Linked DNA regions of Mus musculus: region 2 is linked to region 1. The links are chromatin loops, found by intact Hi-C in ENCODE. Cell type or tissue: left cerebral cortex. All regions are shown on one strand. Each heading gives the region's core, and the rest is flanking DNA. Links, peaks and the distances in the headings are about the cores only. Region 1 has its middle 3.4 kb from the start of Gm35632. Region 2 overlaps Grik2 (glutamate receptor, ionotropic, kainate 2 (beta 2)).

Region 1 (5,381 bases), core at 130-5,129:
ATTGTCCCTATGGAAGTGACAGATTCTGGAGCTGTTGCAGAAAGCCAGTGGGATAATGATGATCATGAATATGGAAGGAAAAGCCAAAAATGCCTCTAATGCAAGATACATTTTAAGGATTTAAAAAAAAAAAAGAATTACTGAATACCGGAAGGGATGCAGAAAGAAAGGAAGAATTAAAACAATTTTGAGGTTACACAGTGGTGTTGTGTCTTGAGATTGAGACTAAGGAGGAGAGATAAAAGGTTGAACATATTGATATTGAGTGTCATATAAAACAGTTAAAAGTTGGGAATAAGTAGTTGTTTTAGGAGTTTATATGGTAAGTTATGATTGTTGTAAGAAATCTAAGTTTCTGGGAGACACTCACAAAAATATTTCTAGTCAAGGTGTATATACTTTCATTAAAAAAAAAAAACAAAAAAAAAACAAACAAACAAAAAAAAAAAAACCTAGACCAGGGCTGAGCATGATGAATTTCAACATTTTAATGGACCTAGTATTAGGGAGTGAGAGACTGAAAAGGAAGGTTTACAGAGAATATCTTTTGTTTTGTTTGGATGCAAATTAAAACCTTACAGCCTACACAAAACGGTAGAACAGAAGGTGGAACACCCCATGTGAGAGGCAGAAAGAGTTCTGGGATAGTGCCAGATGTGGCAGATTCTCCCAGGAAGATGTGACACATGGGAACTGAGCACAGGTAACCAGCCATGAGGCAGAATGTAGATCAGAGTAAATAGGTTATAATAAGTTATGATCTAGTCAGAGAAGAGCAAAGCTAAATGGCCTAGGTTTTGTAAATATATTTTGAGTCTGAGTTTTATTTCTGGGAGCGTGGGGCTGAGAGGAAAAACTGGGACCTAACTTGTATAGGAAGGTAATAAGCAATGAAGGAGAGAGCACACCTCTTAGTGGAGAAAATGATTCTTCCCCTTAGTAAGGGATGGGTAGGTAGGTCTCATGCCTCTGTGTGGTTAAACATAAAAATATGCATACTGGGACAATGGGGACAAATATACAGAAGTCACTTGAGGAAGGAAAGGGGATGAAAAAGTAGACGGCTTCCTTTGAAGAATTTGGCTATACATGCGTGAACAGAAAATTTTGGGATAGATTAATTTATCTCATTTTAGATTCAGTATGTCATTATGAGTTTTCACAAAACAGGACTGATAGAGTAGAGAGGAGAAAATGACTGAGCAAACAGGGAAGACATTTGACTGAAGTCCTTGAGAAGGTGAGGTGGGGAGGGTTGTGGTATTTCCTACACAAGTAGGAACTGAACTTTGGTAGGAGAGAGGAAGGGGAAAATGAATTGAGATAAACAAAGCTTTGTGAGTTTAAGACTGAGAATATAAAGCAGATCATTGATTTTCTTATTCTCTGGGTAATGTACTCAGGTAAGGAGAAAGTATGTGTAAAAGAATTCATGGTGAGTTACAAAGTAACAGTGGCGGAGAATCACAGTAGTGACATCTACACCTGCCTTCAAATTTCACAGGATAAGTCAGGTTGGTTGAGTGATTTTTCTCCTTATCCATAGGTGTTGATGGGCTGTTTTATCCTCAGGACTAGTGGTCAGAGGAAGGAGTTAGGATAGGGAGCACATTAAGAAAGCAGTGAGAATGGTGGGCCTTGAGTATGGGCTGCACAGAGAAGTCAGTGAGTGCAAGTAGAAACTCTCCAGGGAGAAGCCTGCAAAGCACAAATGAAGATTTCACTGTTGCTGGAGGAACAAGCTGGGCGAGAGGCACTTGAAACCAACCTGGAGGAACGAAGACCATGGGAGTGGGTGGCTGAGGGGGAGAGAGAGCGTCCTTGGAGATGTTGAAGCAGCTCTAGTCCATGTGCAGGCTGTTGAAGTGACATGCTGAAGATGATAATGGTTCCTAGGGAAACTGTGATCCTCTACAAACGACCGTGATTGAGCAAGTCTTTGAAAGATGGTTTCAGCCAATATGGGGCTAGAGTGACCTGTCTGGTTGGCAAATGAAAAGACTCTCTGAGAGGTCTGCAGTGGAGCACACCCTCGATAATGTGTGCTGTCCTGCTGCAGGCAGGTAGGGAAGGTTCAAAGGGAAAACATACAAACAAATTCTTTCCTTAAAAGGGAAGGTGGCATCCAGATGCCCTTTAAAATATTCCAAGCAGAGGGGAGGAGCGTTTGATGATTCCAGGGTCCAAAAGGCAGGGGTGCGTATGAGTTATAGAACCAGGTAGAAAGATGATACAGTCCGAAATAATGTATAATTGAAAGAGCATTTGGAGGCAAAGGCCTTTGAGTAGGCTCTCTGGAGTGACAGTTGTAGCTGCTTCTGCTTTTACCTCTGCAACCAGCATCACTTTTGTAAGGCTAACCTGTGTTCATCTCTCCAGTAGCTTTTCCTTTGTTTTGGGAGGAACTGGAGTTTATCCATCTTAGCATTTCTTACTCACACTAGATGTCACTGTTGCTTGCCTCCTAATTTCAGTCCTAAGCTTAGTCAGTGTGATTGTTCAGTGTGGCAGTCATCACCCTGAGGCCACTCTTTGCCTTACCCACACAAAGACACACACATAAGGTTTAATGAGACTCTGGTGCTTATAAAACCACTGAAGTGTTAAATAGCTTAGGGTTAAACAGAGCTTCTTATGTATATATTCTAAGAAGCTGATTATTTAGTTTTTTTTTTTTCTTTCCTTTTTCCCTTTCTGCATTAGGGAATTAAAAGGCTGTGCATGAACTCAAACTGGAATTCTATGCAAAAAACAAACAAACAAACAAACAAAAAACCAAAACCAAAAAAGAACCATTTCTTCCTACTGTAAAAATATGGCATTGCATTCCTAAATTCAAACTTGGTTAATAAAGGGCTTCCTGACCCTCTGTTTCGGGGAGTGGGAAAAATGGTGTGAAATTATACAGATATGTTCATCACCTTGATGTGTGGTAAGCTATTGTCTAAGAATGTATGCAGTGTCTTTACGGTCTGTTCTAGTGGCACAACCATGAATGTTTTCTTCATCTAAAACAGATGAGGGATTCTGCCAGCAAAAGAGAGTGTTGGTAGTTATTTGGGCAACTGGTAATGGGGCAAATGTTGAAGTCCCTTTTACTATAAGAACCTGAAGTCACTGATAGCCAGGAAGCTATTGTTTCTTTTTTCCCGACAGAAACCTCTTCAGTCAAGAAGAGTTTTCAGAGAAAGGGAGATTGAAATAGGCAATATTGCTAATTTTCATTTAAATTTCACAGAATACGTTCACTAAACTATTCAGTAGAAATATTTATTGCATAGCTGACATGTCTCAAGCACTACTTACAGTGCTAGGGACACCATGTTAAACAAAGGCGAGCTGGTTCTCCTTGTGGACTGTTGTGAGATAAAAGAGGCCAAAATAAATAGGAGACGACTTTGTCTCCTTATAGTGCAGTAGAGACTGAACCAGAAGGAAAGGATGGTGAATTCTTGGGTACATGTAGGTCTGTGCTAGGCTGGTAGGAGATAACAGAGTAGACGGGAGGACAAAGACTATTTGTACAGAGAGAAACTTGACCCACAGGTCCTACTTCAGAGGGCTTATTCACAGAAGGGAACAAAGGCTGAACAGGGCAGCTCGCATGGGAGAGGACAGAAGGCTGGAAGTGATGACAGGTGAGGATTTGGATCTACACATGTAGGAATCTTATGTGTCACAGGATCAGGGCTTAGATTTTTCTTTTTTTCTGAGTGCAGAGGTGAATGACTGTGAGTTTTTAAGGAATGGTAAAGTGATTTGGTTCGTCTTTTAAACAGATTGCCCAGAATGTTCCCTGAAAGCAAGCAGGGACCCGAATGAAGAGTTAGGCCATCTGTTAGAAAGAAGGAGCAGTGAGCTGAGGGAAGATGGTGATGAATCGGGCAAGGTCACCGGGGGAAAGCTCTGAGATCATTTCTTCAACAGTCCAAGGCTTGAAGTTCCAGTTGGATTTTTTTTTAAACCAGTTAGTTATGATAGAGAGGAAATAGGTAGTAGAAGAGGAAGGGACCAGATATTAAAAGGGCAGAAAAGGACCTAAGAGCATTTCCCTAACAGCTAACTCTATCAACCAAAGTCCTTTTTCACGCTGCAGCACACTTACTGCTATTCAGAGGACAAAGGTGAGGAGGTGAGGGTTGCTTTACTCTCATTAGAGGTGACAAAGAAAAGAAAGCGACAATGTCAGTAGCACAACATATGGACTCCCCTGGGGCCTGAGGCACAGGACCTCATAGTTACCTTTAAAGAAATCCTTAAGGGACCAGGAGAGGGGGTGGGGGTGGATACTAACAGCTGTGCTGAGCTTCCCAATAAACCTTCATGTGAAAGCTTAAGAAAAAGAGGGTGGGAAGAAGGTATAAAAAGGTACAGCACACACCACTTATGTGGGGCTGAGTGGCAGATGGGCCTGTCGTTCACACACCTTACTGTATTAGTGTGCTCACACACTGACTTCAGCTGATTCTCCCATTACCCCTGTAACCAAACGCCAGCTGCACACACATGCCATAGGGCCGAGGGAGGATGGTTTACAACCTTGCTGTTCCATAGACAGTCTGAACTGGAATCCAGAGCCTTGGGCTCAGGAATCATGCTTTGGTGGCTCCTAAAATCTTTCACTGGTTAGATACAGTTTTTCCCAACTTACGTGGAAGTGGACATGTGGAATGTTTTTCTCAGTGTTTATTTTTTATGAAGAAATCTTATCATTTACCAAAAAAATCCATTTTCTTAGTTTTTACTGAGTGTTTATAAAATATTATATATTATAGCCTGACCAGGATAAAAATCTTTGATGTTTTCTTTTATCCTGATCTAACTGTCCAATGCTTAAAAACCATGAAGGCTTTTGACATACAAATAAACACTATGAGTAGCTAATATATTCCTGTCAAATATTATTTTAGGACACAGAACAATAACGTGCTGGTTATCACTGGTAGCCCCTTACAGTAGGGAATTCTCCAGGCATCATTCAGGGCTTTGCTGCAAGTGTCAGAGGGAGATTCACCTTAACTTCAGCAAGAGGGCTGTGCTGTCAATATATCAGGAAGCTCTCTGGTTAGTTGAGAGGCCTAGAGATTGAGCAAACTGACAGGAATGCAGGCAACAAGGAACATAGTGAAGGTCACAACAAAGGAACAGCCTAGAAAGGACCCACTGCTACTGTGCCACACTAGCACCACCCCCACCTTTGTAGATGCTTCGTGGAATGCACCCCAAGCTGTCTTTATTTCTTTTTGTCACTTGTGTGCAATTCCAAATGCCTGGCAGAATCATCAGATTAGCCAAGCTTTAGTCACCTGCCCAACCTGTAGGTGATAGCAAGAGGTTGCTCTGAATCCTTTAGATATTCAGAGATGACCTTGCCTTTTACC
Region 2 (5,381 bases), core at 262-5,261, 410 kb after region 1:
ATTTTTTTCATCTCACAAGAATATGACTAATTCATTTAAATAAGTCTGCAGTTTACTTGCTGGAAGATGTGCAATTGCGTTTTAATTTGGTCTTGTTTTACTTCCTTACTTTATAACTTTGCAGAATAGACTCCTGCAATAATCAAGTAAGCTTATGAACTCTCAATGTCCTTAGAAACTTAGGCGTTAAAGAATTGAAATGCACAGGGGAAGAAAAGACAGAAAATGACTAAATAGTAAAACATCTATTTTTTTTTAAATTTAAATCCACTGAAGATTGCACATGCTGAATTTTTTAAAAGGAGCTTTACCGACACAAATCTCTTTGGTTCAATTTCTTAATTAAGATACATTTTTAGCATCTAAATAGTAATTAAAATTAAAAATATCATTAGCCACCAACGTAGCAGAATGTTAATACCACAGTTGGTAATGTGTTTAGAATCCCAAGGAATAACAGAAATCATGGATGCGTATGCAACAGTGTGGTTTCAACTGATCTCTGTCTTGGACTTCATTCTGTTTCCCCTTTAATGTCATGATTGAGTAGGCTGTTTTTTTAGCTAAGCTTCAACACAATAGGCCACTTGCATGGAATAACACCTTAGGTGTTACTATACAGTGAGGTTTCTTAAATGTCCCATAACAGCAGAACAACAGTGAGAGGGTCAGCAGAAGCCTCTCACTTGTGTGAGAAAATCTAAATGCACTGAATATTTTCTGTGGAAGAACCATTGAGATGGTTTTAAAATTTAGATTATTATAGAATACACATTTGCTGTCTCTAGCCAAAGTATAGGAATTGTCTTTTAAATGTTCTGCTATAAGGATTATTACACATTTGTTCATGCCCCAGCAGGTGGCAGCTAACTAGAATAAGATTCATTTTCACCCGGAGACTAGGAAACTAAAATTGCTTCTAAAGTAATAGTGCCCAAGAAGAAGAGGTCATTAGTGTCAGGTAATACAGAAGTGCAGTGAAAGATGGAGCTAATGTCTTTCGTCCTTCTCACTGTTGATGTTGTTGTAGGAACAAGCTTTGCATGGACACAATATACATTTCCCTTCTTTATTTTCATTGTAAGCTTGATAGTTCTTCGTATTAGCCTTCCCTGATACTTTAAGGCTTTATTCTAGACATAGCTTTTCTCTGTGTGAGCACACATGTGTGTTTGCCGTTTTTCATCTCTGCTTTGACCTTGGGACCCTCAGAGCTTTAGCTCTTAGCAATAAGGATTGCCATGTGGTTGAAATAACTGCAAAGCAAATGAAGGCATAGGACAAAGCATACATTTTAATGATCACTGAAAACCTAAATCAAGTTTTTTTTTTTAAATTTTCTATTAAAAAGTAAGCAAAGATAGAACTGATACAATTTTAAGATAATTAAATGTGATCAGTAAAATATAGATTAAGAACTATTAATCCTCAGAACTATGATGATAGTGCCAGTATTGAGGAGATACTTCCAATAACTTCAAAATATCCATATAGTAGTTATAGTATAGTAGCATCTTCTATAATGCTAGATCATTGTGTGTGTGTGTGTGTGTGTGTGTTTGAAAGGTAAATTTACTGAGTTGATGCTATTGATCTGAAGAGTGAAGCTTAATAGAAAGGACTATTAATTTGTTTTCCCTCTTAACAGATGGAAATCTGGAGGCGGGTGATTAAAAGTGATAACTAATAGTACATTTAAGAAATGTTTTAAGCCACTGAATATTGACAACATGCTTTAGCATCTTAAAATTTTTTCATGCTGATTTTTTTTGTAAGTGAAAATGAATCCTTTAGTCACCCTGAAGGGTCTCAAGTGAATGTCAGTGGCTTTTGTAGTAGTACTGACTGCAAAGAGATCACTGTTAGTATGTCTCAGATGTGTTAAACAACACATGACTCACATTGAAAGACACACAAAACACATTTCACAAAGCTGATCTCTTGACTGTGTGTTCTGCAACGATTCAAAGTACTTGACTCTGTAATAGAAATATGCACACTGTCACTTCAAATGGCATGCTATCCATTCATTTTATTATTTTCAATAACTGAGAATAAATTTGTCTGAAGTGCTGTCCAAGGTCCTGAAGAAAGGTTAGTCCCTGGTATCACAGGCGTTCCATTGGACAGGTGGAGTTGGTATCTGTTAAGTTAAAGCTTTTGAACTTAGTTAATGACTATAAATGAACCCAATTTAAGAGATGTGTAATGTTGGTTCTTTGGAGATAACTTAGTACTAAGGGAAATTTTATATTAGATCTTTGTAAAGTTTATTTTGCATGAATTTCATGAACCCTGGGCTTTTCTTTTACTTTCCTACTAGATAACCAACAATGATGCCACATAAGTACCTGGCAGTGCTAGTTGTAAGTAGGCTGATGAGAACTGCTATGGCAAATACTTTCATGTTAAAAAAATTCATGAAGAAGAAATTGTGGTGTGCTTACTGTGGCTCCATGAAATGCTAGCTACACTGCAAAAATTGCAGAAATTTGATTACAACAGAACATGCTCTTTTCAGATAGTAGATATCAATTATAGCAGGAAATGAAAGCAACCAAGAATATGTATTTTCCCCTGGCTGTCGTTATTATCTCTACTAGAGTGAAGAAGTAAAATGAACAAATAGAATGGGAAAAATGAGACAGCAAATACAAGACAGGATATGTTTGGCTTCAACATGTTTTATAAGTGATGTTTCAAACATGGACTGAAGGAGTCGCTAGATACCCTTGGTTTCAGCACTAGGTGTTCCTTTTAAAGTGCTCAAATAGTGGAATTGTTTGATGGGATTGCTTGCTGGACTGCAGAACTAGCTTTTCATGATACTTATTTTTGACATTGCAGTTATGCCTCCATCTTTTAGAAAAATCAATGTCTGTTAGTGCATTTGAAGGTGTATACATTTTCAATCAGCATTTTCTGATAATGTGTTAAGTAAATATATACAGTAAAAACCTTGCTATGATGAAATGAATACATTGCGGTGTCTTCTTACTATGTAGAGAAAATATAACCATAGTAATATAAGAACTTAAATAGTATTCATACCACTCTTTTAAAATTAGATAGTCTTCAATATGATGAACTTGTAAAATTTTATAAGATCTAACTTATGCTCTATTTGTTAATAATGAACAGATATTAATAGTAAAATACAAGTTCAACAGTTTGCCCTTTGCACTTCTTAATAAGGTTATACTGTCATCAGTGATGTAGTTACCCCTTTCCTCATTATCTCTTCCTACTATTGTAAATGGCAGTAGTGGACTTGGGGATAACCGTAATCCTTGGGCAGTATATTGCCTATTCAAAAAATTCATATTAAAAGAAATGTGCATTTCTATAATTTTCTATTGTATATATTGCTACTTGTGAGTCAAGAGAGGAAGTAAATTTAAAATTTTTCATCAGAAAACTAGCCAATGATGAGAATTTTTCTAGACAAAATTTTGATCTAATACTGCATTTTTAAGGAAAAAAAACTTTAAAAAGGAGAAAATGTGAGCTCAAAGCCTTGGAATATGCTACTGCAGCTAAAACACCATTGCTTAGTATAAGATTGTCTTAGGTGAGATATTCCCTCATTGCCCCCCTAAAAATCCACCAGGAGAAATTTTTCTTCACTAATCAAGAAATGTTCCACTCAAATTTTAAAGACCACATTCAGCTCTCTCTCCAATTGCATCGCACTGTGTATTTATTCTTTTCTACTCAACATTTAAAAGTGCAACTCTTCTGCAGCTTAACAGCAAGTTAGACTGACAGCACAGTCCTCTGTTTTAGAGCATTTTCTTTTGTGAACTACAACTCCTAGGCAAAGTGACTTTGACTTAGCTAGTCAATTATTAAAATTAATCTGCTGATTGTAGGAAGTCTGTTTGCATACACCAGGCACTCTGTAGGGTCTTACTAAAAATCAAAGCAATTTTCACCGAATCATGTAATAAATCTTCCCTCTTTGCTACTCAAGGCGGGCTATCAGAACGGTTGCATAATATATATTGGGAAGCTCAGTGGCAGGAAACAGCTATCTCAATTTTTCTCACTTTATCTTGGCCTAACGTCAGAAGCTGTGCAGCAGTGCAGTGGAATACGGGCCTGGTGAAACCCTTGCTAGCAAAGCTCCCTTTGTGTTGGGACTGTGGCTGGCTTTCGATACCTAGTCCTTGCAGGGCTGGACTTCCTTTTGATTTTCCTCTTCTTGTGCTCTCCCAGGCTCGCGCGGCTGGACATTGTGCTTGCTGGATTTTTCCCGGATGCTCCCAGACTAACATGGATGTCCCACCATCCCTTGCAGTGGAAGCTTGCTCCTTGGCGCAGTGAGTGAAGAACATGCAGAGACTGCTAATGGGTTTGGGAAGCGGAGACTCCTTCCTCTTTCTGTGACCATGCCGTGATTGTGTTTGCGGCCACTATTCCACGCATCCTTCTTCTCGTCCAAGCCCGGAGCCTAACGCTAGATCGGGGAAGTGGGTGCCGCGCGCGCAGGCACGGAAACATCATGAAGATTATTTCCCCAGTTTTAAGTAATCTAGTCTTCAGTCGCTCCATTAAAGTCCTGCTCTGCTTGTTGTGGATCGGATATTCGCAAGGAACCACACATGTGTTAAGATTCGGTAAGATTCCCCGCATCTCACAGTCGCCTGGTGTAGGCTCCAAGGCGCCGGATGTAAACAGGCGGTCGCTCTGCCTGGCGTGGGCTTTCCACTTCCAGACCCGCTCCCTCCCGGGTTTTAAAGACCGCCCCCTGCTTTCATTTATCCTCTCTATCTTCATTTTATTTTGGGTCCCGGGAGGGCGAAGGAGGTGCCAGTGCGTGGTACTACTAGCCGGAAGCATCACCTCACTGTAGACCGCCACGGGTATAGCAGTGATGGGGGGCCCGACCAGCCTAGGCTGCTTTGGTCTCCCTGGGAACCTCCAGCTGTCTGGGTGCCGCGGTCTGAACCAAAAGGAGCTCTAGGGCTGGCAAATCTGCAGCTTGTGCTACCGAAGAGTTAATGTCTGGTAACTCTTCCCTGAGTTGCATGTGTCCGCTTCTGCCGGGACCTGCCCAGGTCCTCACTTGGAAACCGAAGGCACCAGTCCTTTTGCTTTCTTTTGTAAGAGAAGCTTATTGGTCAGTTTAATCTATTTTCCCCCCTCCTCGATGGTCTTTCTGATATGCAGAGCTTTAAGAAATATTGTTGTATAATTTCAGGCTTTATTAGTAACGGGAAGGTGTCACTCAGCGCGCAGCGAAATAGTGCAATCATGACAGGTTTCTTGTTTGTTTTGTTTTTTAACTTGCTGAGTTCTTTCACAGCTCTCCGCCCCCCCCCCGCCCCGCCCCCGCACAGAGTCCGGACCTAATAAATAAGGAACCTAGTAACTGGAGG

Evidence for each region. Peaks named below come from ENCODE experiments on the same cell type or tissue, not always from the same donor. Only the 100,000 strongest peaks of a DNase experiment are listed, where the experiment ranks them.
Region 2: a loop joins it to region 1, with 4 times the contacts of the local background. A loop is called at or near these places in 6 of 42 quality-filtered maps.

The regions. Positions count from the first base shown.
Region 1 is chr10:50,197,164-50,202,544 of GRCm38, reverse strand. No RefSeq gene overlaps it. Among named protein-coding and RNA genes, the nearest start is that of Gm35632, 3.4 kb to the left of the region's middle. In left cerebral cortex, for the core only: a CTCF peak has its summit at 2,454; a DNase peak (open chromatin) is centred at 2,474.
Region 2 is chr10:49,782,383-49,787,763 of GRCm38, reverse strand. Grik2 (glutamate receptor, ionotropic, kainate 2 (beta 2)) reads left to right here. Exons shown (of 17, transcript NM_001111268.3): 2 at 4,219-4,619. The coding sequence starts at 4,505. Among named protein-coding and RNA genes, the nearest start is that of Grik2, 3.7 kb to the left of the region's middle. In left cerebral cortex, for the core only: CTCF peaks have their summits at 851 (motif pointing right) and 2,705; DNase peaks (open chromatin) are centred at 2,724, 4,261, 4,776, 4,843 and 3 more places; H3K4me3 peaks cover 5,000 bases; H3K27ac peaks cover 3,256 bases.